Linked DNA regions of Homo sapiens: region 2 is linked to region 1. Evidence: chromatin contacts called from ENCODE Hi-C or POLR2A ChIA-PET data. All regions are on one chromosome and are shown on one strand. Each heading gives the region's core, a stretch centred on a gene start or an enhancer-like site at or near the end of the contact. The rest is flanking DNA. Distances are from core to core; before and after follow the strand shown. Region 1 overlaps EIF4G3 (eukaryotic translation initiation factor 4 gamma 3). Region 2 overlaps EIF4G3 (eukaryotic translation initiation factor 4 gamma 3).

What was found. A loop is a pair of places that touch in the nucleus more often than their neighbours do. ChIA-PET counts read pairs that join two places held with the same protein, here RNA polymerase II (POLR2A). Pooled maps may share reads with other maps.
Region 2: a loop to region 1 is called in a pooled map, with 1.9 times the contacts of the local background. The contact joins two enhancer-like sites. A Hi-C loop is called at or near these places in 2 of 168 maps with a recorded cell type or tissue (esophagus muscularis mucosa and posterior vena cava) and 1 of 50 pooled maps. POLR2A ChIA-PET finds 5 or more read pairs at or near these places in 6 of 52 experiments (H1, OCI-LY7, Panc1 and 3 more).

Annotation. Positions count from the first base shown.
Region 1 is chr1:21,073,233-21,080,134 of GRCh38, forward strand. All of the region lies in intron 3 of EIF4G3 (eukaryotic translation initiation factor 4 gamma 3), which reads right to left. Among named protein-coding and RNA genes, the nearest start is that of MIR1256, 88 kb to the left of the region's middle. Within about 2 kb of position 4,104, at least 3 of the 41 ENCODE cell types and tissues checked have a DNase peak (open chromatin) inside an H3K27ac peak, as active enhancers do.
Region 2 is chr1:21,146,345-21,153,246 of GRCh38, forward strand. The region is part of intron 2 of EIF4G3 (eukaryotic translation initiation factor 4 gamma 3); the gene reads right to left. Among named protein-coding and RNA genes, the nearest start is that of EIF4G3, 27 kb to the right of the region's middle. Within about 2 kb of position 3,212, at least 15 of the 41 ENCODE cell types and tissues checked have a DNase peak (open chromatin) inside an H3K27ac peak, as active enhancers do.

The sequences.
Region 1 (6,902 bases), core at 2,854-5,353:
AAACCCAAATACTTTATCAAAATCTTACAAAATTACATGACCTAGATTTTGTCAGCCTCTAGAAGGGCATTTTCAAACGCCCTTGCAGCTATTCACATTTAAATTAATGAAAATTAAATAAAATTTAAAATTCAGGTCCTTAATTGCATTAACCACGTTTCAAGTGCTCAAAAGGAAATGCTCTACTGGACAGCACGGTTCTGAGCCACCAATCATCAGGAGGCTCCCACCTTAAGGCCTTGGAGCTCTGCAATATCTATTGGGAAGGTTTATGCTCTTCCTCTTCATCCATGAACAGCTGAATACATTTCATGGTTCAGGTATCACCTAAAATGGCATCTTCTCACAGGAACTGTAGGCCTCACAGCATGGACCCCTCTAAGTCTCCCTGGGCACACGCCACATGCAGATTTCGGTGCTTTCCCAACCTTCTTGGTATAAAGGTCGACAATTCTATTACCAAGGGCTCATGACAGCCTAGTTTTGTTAGAGACTGTATTGTAGGGAAGTCTATGATGGTATTGTCACATGCTGGATCATTCTGAGTGCCTGTAGACAACGTCCCTGGAAGAGATATTTTTATTTTTTAATGGAGACAGGTTTTCACTTTGTTGTCCAGGCTGGAGTGCAGTGGTGTGATAATGGCTCACTGCAGCCTTGACCTCTGAGGCTCAAATGATCCTTCCACCTTCTCTCATATCTTAACAGAAATGATCAGTTTTAAATCTTGTTTCTCTATTTCTAAACACTACAATTTTCATTATTTTTTACTTTCATATGTTTTTCTACCACCATCTAGTAGAGTACCATAGATGGTATTGAACAAATACTGGCTAGATGAATAAATATTAATAATATTAACCAATCTTAATAATTTTGCCTAACGTTTGAGAAAATCTAGATTCAAGTTTCTCAACAGTGACACTACTGCCATTAGGGCCAGGATAATTCTTTATCATGAGATTGTTGCATGCACTTGGATGTTTAGATACTTACCTGGCCTCTACCCACTAAATGACAGCAGCATCCTCTGTCCATCTCCTCAACCCTCACCAGCTGTGGCAGTCAAAAACATCTCCACACATAACTAAATATCTCTGGGGGTAAACTCACCTCCAGTTGAGAACAACTGACTTAGGTATTTCCAAATGACTGGCAAATTCTAAGCTAAACATTATAAGAATGCCTAACATTATGAAAATATCTAAATGCTATCATCTCGTATTTAAATTTATCAAATACAAAAATCTGGATTTCTAACTATGGTCAGTTATCATTCATAAATGCTACTGGAGAAAAAAATAATAATAATTTATATACATAAATCTTCTTACAACCAAATCCTTTCTGTCTTAACAATCAAGAAAATTTCATTACTTTTCCATACCAAATAATTCAAACGCATTAAACAGGAAAAAAAGATTAAATGGCTAAGAAGAAAGTTCTTTAAAAATTCCTAATTATTATGTTCCTACAGAATTAGGAAGATTATAACTGCTGTGTAATAACTTGGAAAAATATTTTCCAATACAATGTTGTATTAAAAAAGAAAACTAATCCAGGTACACTGGCTCATGCCTTTAATCCTAGGACTTGGAGAGGCCGAGCGAGGTGAGAGAATCGCTTGAGCCCAGGAGTTCGAGACCAGCCTGGGAAACACAGCAAGACCCTGCCTCTACAAAAAGTAAAGTATTCGCCGGGGTGGTTACCGTAAGTGAAAAGATGATAATCACAATCATGAAAACATGGGAAAGTATAAAACTCACTGATAGATCAGATACACAAAGAAGAAAGAAAAAAGAATCGAATCTTATCACTACAGAAAACCAACAAACTGAAATAATAAACAAGGAGAGGGAAAAAAGGAACAAAGGATATACAAAACAACAAGAAAACAATTAACAAAATGATAGGAATTAGTACTTATCTATCAATAATAACCATGAATGTAAATGAATTAAATTTCCCAATTAAAAAATATAGACTGGCTGGATTAAAAAACATTACACACCTATATGTTGCCTATAGGAAATTCCCCGTAAAGACACACATAGGGCCGGGCAGGGTGGCTCATGTCTGTAATCCCAGCACTTTGGAAGGCCAAGGTGGGCAGATCACCTGAGGCCAGGAGTTTGAGATGAGGCTGGCCAACATGGTGAAACCCCATCTCTACTAAAAATCCAAAAATTAGCCAGGCATGGTGGTGGGTGCCGGTAATCCCAGCTACTTGGGAGGTTCAGGCAGGAGAATCACTGGAACCCGGGAGGCGGAGGTTGCAGCAAGCCGAGATTATGCCATTGCACTTCAGCCTGGGCAACAGAGTGAGACTCCAACTCACAAAAAAAAAAAAAAAAAAAAAAAAAAAAAAAAAAGACAGACATAGACTAAAAGTGAAGAGACAAAAAAAGTTACTCATCACAAACACAAACCAGGAGTAGTAGCTATACTACTCCTGCCTTATAAAACAGGTTATAAGTCAAAAACTGTAAAACAGACAGAAAAGGTATACCATATGATGATAAACGGATCAATTCAGCAAGAAAATATAACAATTATAAATACATATGCACGTAACAAAAGAGCCCCCAGACATATATAGCAAGTACTATTTGATCTAAAGGGTGAGATAGACTAAAATAAAATAATAGTTGGGGACTTGAACTATTATTCAACTTAAATATCCCACTCTCAGCATTGGACAGATGATCTAGAAAGAAAATAAATAACCAAACGTTGGATTTAAACTGCATTTTAAACGAAAGACACCTAACAGACATTTACAGAACATTTCATCCAACAGCTGCAGAATACACATTCTCTTCATCAGCACACGGGTTCTCCAAAATAGACCACTTAGGCCACAAAACAAGTCTCAGCAAATTTAAAAGAAATAAAATCATACCAAGTATCTTTTCTGACCGATATACAATGAAACTAGAAATCAGTAACAAAAAGATCTTTGGAAATAGATCTGTACAAATACATGGAAATTAGGCAATATCCTCCTGAATGAACAATGGATCAATGAAGAAATGAGGAAGAAAATTTTAAAATTTCCTGAAATAAATGACAGTAGAAACACAAAATACTAAAATCCATGGGACACAGCAAAAGCAGTAGTAAAACGAAAGTTTATTGCAATAAACACCTACATCAAAAAAGCAGAAAGAAAAGCAAAAGCAAAGCAGCAGAAAAGCAAAAAAGCCAAGATATGCCCACTGCACTCCAGCCTGGGAGAGAGAGCAAGATCCCATCTCAAAAAATAAAAATAAAAAATAAAAAAATAGAGACATGATACTACCTAACTTCAAAATATGCTGCACAGCTACAGTAACCAAAACAGCATGATACTGGACTAAAAACATAGACCAATGGAAGACAACAGAGAATCAAGAAACAAATCCATTTATTTATAGCCAATTCATTTTTTTAAGGGTGCCAAGAATATACACAGGAGAAAGGACAGTCTCCTCAATCAACAGTGCTGGGAAAACTGGATATCTACATGCAGAGAAATGAAACTAGATCCCTATCTCTAACCATATACCAAAATCAAACCAAAATGGACTAAATATTTAAATGTTAAGATCTGAAACCATGAAACGAATACAAGAAAACACCAAGGAAATGCTTCAGAACATTGGTCTGAAAAAAGATTTTTCTTTTGGGTAAAATCTAAAAAGAGAAAAAAGCAAAACTAGAGAAGTGGGATTATATCCAATTAAAAAGTTTCTGCAAATTTAAGGAAACAGTCAACAGAGTAAAGAGACAACTTACAGAACGGGAGAAAATATATGCAAACTATACATTTGACAATTGATTAACAGCCAAACTATATAAGAAACACAACTCAACAGCAAAAAGAAAAGAAGAAAAAAATCCAATTTAAAAATGGGCAGGCAGTGATCTGTAATCCCACTCTGGGAGGTCAAGATAGGAGGACTGCTTGAGCCCAGGCATTCAAGACCATCCTGGGCAACATAGTGTGACCCCATAGCTACAAAAATAAATAAACAAATTGGCCTGGTATGGAGGCAGCATGCTTGTAGTCCCAGCTACTCAGGAAGCTGAGGCAGGAGGATCACTCAAGCCCAGGATGTTGAGGCTGCAGTGAGTCAGGATTGCACCACTGTCCTCCAGCCTGGGCAACAGAGCAAGGCCCTGTCTAGAAAAAAAAAAAAAGAAAAAAAAAGGACAAATGATCTAAACAGACATTTCTCAAAAGAAGATATACAAATGGCTGACAAGTATATGAAAAGTGCTCAATATCACTGATCATCAGGGAAACACAAACGAAAACCACAATGAGATTTCATCTCCCTCCAGTTAAAGTGGCTATTATTAAAAATACAAAAAAAAAAAAACGGGCCGGGCGTGGTGGCTCACTCCTGTAATCCCAGCACTTTGGGAGGCCAAGGTGGGCAGATCACCTGAGGTTGGGAATTCGAGACCAGGCTGACCAACATGGAGAAACCCCATCTCTACGAAAAATACAAAATTAGCCAGGCGTGGTGGCGCATGCCTGTAATCCCAGATACTCAGGAGGCTGTGGCAGGAGAATCGCTTGAACCCAGGAGGCGGAGGTTGTGGTGAGCCAAGATCACATCATTGCACTCCAGCCAGGGCAACAATAGCAAAAACTCCGTCTCAAAAAAAAAAAAAAAACAACAAAAAGACACTGCCGAGAAAGCAGAGAAAGGAGAATGCTCGCACTGCTGCTGGGAACATAAGTTAGTAAGGCCACTAAGGAGAACAGTATAAAGGTTCGTGAAAAAACTACAATAGATCTACCATATGATCCAGCAATCTCACTGCTGGGTACATATCCAAAAGAAAGGAAATCAGTGCATTAAAATTATAAGTGAATTCTACAGCATTTAGAATTTATAGCATTCATTTATTTATTAATGAATTCAGTGCAGAGATAGCTGCCACCCGTGTTTACTGTAGCGCTATTCACAATAGCCAAGATGTGGATCAATGTAAGTATCCATCAACAGAATAATGGATAATATAAATGTGTCATATATACACAATGAAATATCACTCAACCACGTCCATTTGCAACAACAGAAATGGAAGAGGAGGTCATGATGTTACATGAAATAAGCCAAGCAAAGAAAGAAAAATATCATGTCTTTACTCCTATGTGGGAGTTAAAAAAAAATTCATCTCATGTAGGTACAGAGTAGAATGATGGTTACCAGAGGCTGGGAAGCATGGAAGGGTGGTGAGACATATGAAGACTGGTTGGTTAATGAGTACAAACATACAGTTAAATAAAAGGAATAAGTTCTAGCGTTAGCAGAGTAGGGCAACTATAGTTAACATTCATTTGTTGTATATTTCAAAATAGCTAGAAGATTTCAAATGTTTCTAACACAAAAGATAAATATTTGAGGTGATAAATATCCTAATTACCCAGATTTGACCACCACACATTACTTGCATGCATCAAAATAACACACGTGGCTGGGCATGGTGGCTCATGCCTGTAATCCCAACACTTTGGGAGGCCAAAGCAGGTGGATCACTTGAGGTCAGGAGTTCGAGACCAGCCTGGCCGATATGGTGAAACCCCGTCTCTACTAAAAATACAAAAATTCGCCGGGTATAGTGGCGTGCACCGGTAGTCCCAGCTACTATGGAGGCTGAGGCAGGAGAATCGCTTGAACCCAGGAGGCGGAGGCTGCAGTAAGCTGAGATCATGCCATTGCACTCCAACCTGGGCAACGCAGTGAGACTCCATCTCAAATAAATAAATAAAATAGCACATGTATCCCACAAATAATTATTAAGTATCAATTTTTAAAAGCAGAGATGTAAAGATAAATGATTCTTCTAAAAAAAGTATAAATAAATCTTTAGTTTAAATGATATATTTGCCATCTGTGCTAGATGATAGGACAATCAAACAGATTTACATCTGGCTGGACACCATTGCCTAAAGAATATTGATCAACCCAAGCTAAACTTTTGTCTCTGGCGAGGTATCTCCACTGAAATCCTAGCCTACTCAATAGTGACCTGGCAAATACTCAACAGTGGCCTGGCAAAAGAAATAAAAGCATGGTTCTCTAATTAGATTAAACAAAGCTTTAGGGTAAAAGAATCAAGATTTTATAAAATATAAAATGGCTAAATGTATCATGAGGCCAGGAGCAGTGGCTCACACCTATAATCCCAACACTTTAGGAGGCTCAAGCAGGAAAATTGCTTGAGTTCAGGAGTTCAAGACCAGCCTGGGCAACATAATGAGACCTTGTCTCTACAGAAAAAAAAAAAAAAAAAATGCTTTTTAATTAGCCAGGAGTCATGATGTACATCTGTAGTCCTGGCTACTTGGGAGGCTAAGGCAAGAGTATCTCTTGAGCCTAAAAGGTTGAGGCTGCAGCGAGCCATGACTGAGCTACTACACTCCAGCCTGGATGACACAGTAAGACCCTGTCGCAAAAGAAAAAAAAAAAAAAACTCATGAAATTTTATGGCATAGCTGGGCATGGTGGCTCATGCCTGTAATCCCAGCACTTTGGAAGGCTGAGGCGGGAGAATTGCTTGAGCCCTGACATTAGAGACCAGCCTGGGCAACACAACAAGATCTCATCTCTACAAAAATTTTAAAAATTAGCCAGGCATGGCCCGGGTGCGGTGGCTCACTCCTGTAATCCCAGCACTTTGGGAGGCCGAGGCAGGTGGATCACCTGAGGTCAGGAGTTCGAGACCAGCCTGGCCAACATGGTGAACCCCGTCACTACCAAAAATATAAAAACTAGCCAGGCGTGGTGGTGGGTGCCTGTAATCCCAGCTACTCGGGAGGCCGAGGCAAGAGAATTCCTTGAACCCAGGAAACAAAGGTTGCAGTGAGCCAACACGGTGCCACTGCAGTCCAGCCTCGGTGACAG
Region 2 (6,902 bases), core at 1,962-4,461, 72 kb after region 1:
ACAGCAAGACCCTGTCTCAAAAACTTTAAAGTACAGTAAATGAAGGGCAAACATATGGCTATTAACAGTTAATTTCAATAACTAATGACATACAAATCAGAAAGGCAATTTTATATTTAAAAAATATTAAAATTGGCTGGGCGGGGTGGCTCACACCTGTAATCCCAGCACTTTGGGAGGCCAAAGCAGGTGAATCAGCTGAGGTCAGGAGTTCAAGACCAGCCTAGCAACATGGCCAGTCTCTACTAAAAAATACAAAAAAATTAACCGGGCATGGTGGTGGCCACCTGTAATCCCAGCTACTAGGGAAGCTGAGGAAGGAGAACCACTTGAACCCAGGAGGTGGAGGTTGCAGTGAGCCAAGATCATGCCATTGCACTCCCGCCTGGACAACAAGAGCAAAACTCCATCTCAAAAATAAATAAATAAATAAAATTACATATTATATGGTGACAATAGCAATTCAATAACTGGAATAAGAAAAATTAATAGTCACAAGGAGCTTTTCATTTCACACAAGAAAGTCTATAAAATACTACTAGTATCAATGCAATAATTGTAATAAAAGGCAAACCTGAACTCTTCAAAAGCTAGTAAGTTACCTAAAGATATAGTTGTTTCAGAAATTTCAGGATTTGGGCGGGTCAGTGGCTCCCGCTTATAACCCCAGCACTTTGGGAGGCTGAGGCGGGCAGATCACGAGGTCAGGAGTTCAAGACCAGCCTGGCCAACATACTGAAACCCCATTTCTACTAAAAATACAAAAAACTAGCCAGGCATGGTGGCAGACACCTGTAATCCCAGCTACTCAGGAGGCTGAGGCAGAAGAATCTCTTGAACCCGGGAGGCGGAGGTTGCAGTGAGCCAAGATCGTGCCACTGCACTCCAGCCTGGAGACAGAGCAAGACTCCATCTCAATAAATAAATAAATAAATCTATATAATTTGTATTATTTATAAAACACATGCACTGTTTTGCTAAGTTTGTTTGTTTTTTGTTTGTTTTTTTTCTTCTGAGACAGAGTCTCACACTGTCGCCTGGGCTGGAGTGCAATCGCGTGATCTCGGCTCACTGCAACCTCCACCTCCCGGGTTCAAGCGATTCTCCTGCCTCAGCCTCCTAAGTAGCTGGGATTACAGGTTCCTGCCACCACGCCTGGCTAATTTTTAGTAGAGACAGGGTCTCCCTATGTTGGCCAGGCTGGTCTCGAACTCCTGACCTCGTGATCTGCCCACCTCAGCCTCCCAAAGTGCTGGGATTACAGGTGTGAGCCACCGCACCCAACCTTTGCTAAGTTTTGAACCTAAACCAAAATCTCAAAAAATACATGAGCCTAGGACATGAACAAATAATTTTCAAAACAGGAAATAAACCTAGTAAACAAGGGAGAAAAAAATAAGCCTTACAAGTAATAAAAGAAATACAAACTAAAATCGTCTATCATTTTCACCTATCAAATCAACAAAAATTGAAAGACTGCAATATTTAATGCTGATAAAAGTAGAGTAGACCCTGAAAATATGTACATGTATTATATATCAATAAAAACAATTTAAAAATGTAGCAGGCACTAGGGTACACTGCAGGTAAAGTGAAAATTCATATCTGGTAATATACATCAATTTTCCTAGTGTTCACACCTGTTGACTCAGTAATTTTTACTTTTATTAAGGAAATATCTGAAATATTGAAAAGCATTATGCACAAAGATGGTTTCCAGCATGGCTTTTTTTCTTTTCAAGAGAAGAGTCTTGCTCTGTCACCCAAGCTGGAATGTGCAATAGCACAATCATAATTCACTGCAGCCTCAAACTCCTGAGCTCAAGCAATCCTCCCATCTCAATATCCCAAGTAGCTAGGGCTACAGGCACACTCCATTATGCCTCACCAATTTTTTTTCTAATTTCACAGAGACAAGGTCTTGCTATGTTGCCCAGGTTGGTCTTGAACTCCCGGGTCTAAACAATCTGCCTACCTTGGCCTCCCAAAGTGCTGGTTATTACACGCATGAGCCACCCTGCCTGGTCTCAGCATTCTTCTCAATAGCAAAACTGTTAACTTAAAAATCGAGTAAACAGCCGGGCGCGGTGGCTCACACCTGTCATCCCAGCACTTTGGGAGGCCAAGGTAGGCGGATCACGAGGTCAGGAGATCGAGACCATCCTGACTAACACGGTGAAACCCCATCTCTACTAAAAATGCAAAAAATCAGCTGGCTGTGGTGGCAGGTGCCTGTAGTCCCAGCTACTCGAGAGGCTAAGGCAGGAGAATGGTGTGAACCCAGGAGGCGGAGCTTGCAGTGAGCCGAGATCGCGCCACTGCACTCCAGCCTGGGCGACAGAGTGAGACTCTGTCTCATTTAAAAAAAAAAAAAAAAAAAAAGTGCATGTCTGTAATCCCTGCAACTCGAGAGGCTGAGGTGGGAGGATAGCCAGGAGTTCAAAGCCAGCCTAGGAAACACAGCAAGATCCTCATGTCAAAAAAAGAAAAAAAAAATCCAACAATAAGGAATGTGTTTTCAGTAAATTGTGGCACAGTCATATATCTAATACTATAAAGCCATTAAAGATGCCTTCAGAATGTTTTTTGAAATGTGACTATACTGGCCAGGTAGGGTGGCTCATGCCTGTAATCCCAGCAACTGGGTAAGCTGAGGCAGGAGGATAGCTTGAGCCCAGGAGTTGGAGGTTACAGTGAGCTATGATCATGCCATTGTACTCCAGCCTGAGCAACAGAGACTCTATCTCTAAAAAAAAAAAAGAAAGAAAGAAATGTTAATATATCAATATGTTAAAATAGGAAAAATAATACAAAGTTACATTTACAGTATGATTTGCAGCTATGCAAATGTGTATGTATATATATAAACACATATATGCCAACCTATGTGTACATAAATATGTACAAAAATATGTATACATATATAAACAAAAAATTCCTTCAAGGAAATTTATCGAAATACATCAATGAGTTAGAGTTATGAGTAAACTGTTATTCTTTTTTTTTCCCTGTATTTTCCATAATGATCACATATGGCTTTTCTAGAGAAGGGGGGCTTTTCTGTTTCTCAAGCAAAAAAGCCTTTTCTCTTCATCACACTGAAAGAGAAATGAATGAAGTACTGTGTTACTGCCTATCCAGATATACGGTATTTTACTGGTTGCTAAGCAGCAGATCCTGGTGTTTTTACATCATGCCTATCTCTAGTCACAGGCAGAAAGGACAGGAACTCAGGCACAAACTCACCCCATCCAAATGGCAGTGTATTTCCTCTTGGGAGTGGTCCAAAGAGCACACACAGCAACTTTAATTCTCTACTCAAACCACTCCCCATCTCTCACCTTAACATACCAAGCAGATTTTTTATATGGAACAGTATTCCTCACACAAGCTGCACGAAAGGGAAGACCTTTTTAATCCTCTACTATATGCCACCCACTCCATCTCTGAGAGATAATTCGCATTTAAGTATGTTCACCCACCAAGCTAGAAATCACCATCATTCTGGACATGTATCTGTCATCAACTGACACAGACAGGTAAGCCTTGCTGCTTTCTGAAAATAGCCAATCCTGCTCAGTGAATGACAGCATCAGCTAAGATTTCTTCTACTGCAGAGAATGGGTGGGTCCCCCCACTAATGCTGTAAATTCCAATACTCAGTGTCATTCCCTCCAAACAGCAGAATCTACAGTATGGAAATTCTTCCACAAGAAAAGCCCAATTCTTGTGGCCACAACCATTAAGAGAATCCTGAGCCAGGACATTCTCCCCAAGCTTCCCCTCCTGCTTCTTCACAGGAACCACAGCAGCCAAGTCCTATACTATGCCCGCCCCTGCTGCAGCAGCAGCCATTTTTGGCTCAGCCCTGCTGCAGTCCCAGATGAAAGCCAGGACGGCAAGGACAAGATGGCAAAGGACTTTTAAAATGGAAACTCTTAACAAAAATAACAATGAAGCAAGCATCATAAAAAATGTTGCAATAATATGCCATGTCATTTAAAATAAGGCTTTAAAAAAAGATGCCTATATTCAAGTACTTTAAACCATTTTTCATGGCGTCATGAAAAATTTGAGGGAACCTAATTCATCACAATGTGAGATCAGCACTATACTGACACTATGGGGAAAACAATGCTTAATGAGTTTAGTTTTCTACTCAACTAACAGTTAACAACAACTCCCTTGATTCCTGTGGAAAATCTAAACGCATTTCAAATTCCTCTTCACTCTCTTAAAATAATGTAATTTAATCTTTGCTGAATGAAGAGCTCACAGAGAATCAAATTTTAACTTGATTTCACTTTCCAAAATAGAAGTAGCTTTACTTTGCTAATTATAAAAATAACTGGCCGGGTGCGGTGGCTCAGGCCTGTAATCCCAGCACTTTGGGAGGCCGAGGCGGGTGGACCACCTGAGGTCGGGAGTTCGAGATCAGCCTGGCTAACATGGTGAAACCCCGTTTCTACTAAAAATACAAAATTAGCTGGGCATGGTGGCACATGCCTGTAATCCCAGCTACTCGGGAGGCTGAGGCAGAAGAATCGCTTAAACTCAGGAGGCAGAGGTTGCAGTGAGTCAGAATCATACCACTGCACTCCAGGCTGGGCAACAGAGTGAGACTCCGTCTCTAAATAAACAAATAAATAAAGTGATTAAACAAAATATCACTTACTACAGAAAAAAATCAAATGACCTAATCTCACCAGCAACCAGTAACCACATGAACACTGTTGCATAACCAAGCACCAAGCACTTTTTCCTAATGTATTTTTTAAATAAAATTTGAATATACATGCTACTTTTAACTGACTTCCACGGAGAAAATGTGCACTTTTTTATATCAGTAAATGTTTCCGCAACATTTTTAATGGTTATATAGTATTTCTTTCTTTTTTTTTTTTTTTTTTTTGAGATGGAGTCTCGCTTTGTCACCCAGGCTGGAGTGCAGTGGCACGATCTCGGCTCACTGCAAGCTCTGCCTCCCGGGTTCACGCCATTCTCCTGCCTCAGCCTCCCAAGTAGCTGGGGTTACAGGCGCCCGCCACCACACCTGGCTAATTTTTTGTATTTTTAGTACAGATAGGGTTTCACCGTGTTAGCCAGGATGGTCTTGATCTCCTGACCTCGTGATCCGCCCGCCTTGGCCTCACAAAGTGCTGGGATTACAGGCGTGAGCCACCATGCCCAGCTTTAATGGTTATATAGTATTTCAATACCTATATAGTCTGTAATTTGCCCAATGTCCTATCACTAGGCCTTCAGCATGTTTCAAAAGGTTTACTCATGTCATGAAAGATGACATGAGAACAATCAGAATCTTACTTGAATACCAACTTTCAAAGTATAATTCTATAAAAGCAAATTGTATTAAATAAAAAAAAAAACAGGGCTAATTTCAAGGTATTCCTTGAATATATGTTAAAAAAATCTCTTAGAATACTAACAAAATTTAATACAACAACAGTCCAGTTTCTGTTACATTACCTAGGGCCACAAGAAACTCCTAGGTCAAACTGTCTCACCCACTCCACTTGGAAAAAGAGATTCATCCTAATCCCTGTCTCACTCTAGATACTAGTTTAGTATAAAAGACAAGTTCAAACAAAAGAAGACAGTAACTAAGCCTAGGGAAAAAGTGAAACCAATTCCATGAGGTAAGACTGATCCAGGACTCTAATCAGACAATTCTGAGGTCTAGCTTCAGACTGGAGAATGGAGGGATTAAAAGGCTCAGAAGAAGTTCTAAAGACTCCCGGATCTATAACTGACAGGGAACCAAGCACCTAGAAAAAGCAGGCAAGCTCAGAAGTACACTATACATTCCATCACAGAAATTCCTTTGGGCCAGGCACAGTGGCTCACGCCTATAATCCCAAGACTTTGGGAGGCAAAGGCAGGTGGATTGCTTGAGCCTGGAAGGTCAGTGCTGCAGTGAGCCAAGATGATGCCACTGTACTCTGGCCTGGGCAACAGAGCGAGACCCTGTCTCTACAAAAAAAAAAAAAGCAAATAAAATTTTTAAAAAAATCTTTGGGTTCACAAATTTGAAAAGGCCAACTACTTTTTGTTACGTACTCCTTAGATGGAATCAAACTTGCTAACACTAAAAAAAAAAAACCAGAAAAATAAAACGCCCCCTTACAGGGCCTTCAACATGAAGCTTCTTTATAAAAGTAAAATCCATTTCCCTTCAACTCCCAGACTGTTTCCTAATGCAACTTCAATTACCTTTCCAGTCATTACAAGTCACAGTGAGCTGGTATCTACTACCATGACCCAGAGAGCTTCCCAAAATACTTTCCCTATGAGGTCATTGCGGTATTAGCTATTAATAACATTATTTTATGCCATATAATAAAATATATCAACATTTGGAAAATTTACATAACTTAATGAACAATTATCTTCAAATAACTGATGCATAATGGTATAATCTTCCAAATAACCAATGCATGATATTACAAAATCACACACAGGTAAAAGATCCATTCAAGCCAAGCACGATGTACACACTCTGTCATCCTAGCAACTCAAGATGCTGAGGCAGGAGGATGGCTTGAGGCCAGGAGTTCGAGGCTACAGTGAGCTGTGACTGTATCTGTGAATAGCCACTGCACTCCAGCCTGGGAAACAAAGGAATATGCTGTTTCCAAAATAATTTTTAAATAATCACAAAATGATTCCTAAATGCTCCAAAGTTCCCTCCTTTCTCAAATCTATTTTCTAATTAGATTAAGAAACTTTCAGGGACAATGGCCACTCTTCATTTTTACTTCTTCCCACAGTTCTCCTGAAGTGTATAGCAGACACTGATGTGTGCTGCCCCTAGTAGCTTTCGGCCACTTTCAGGATGTGTTATTTTTGAAGGGAAGCTAAAAAGTACTACATCTCAAAGACTA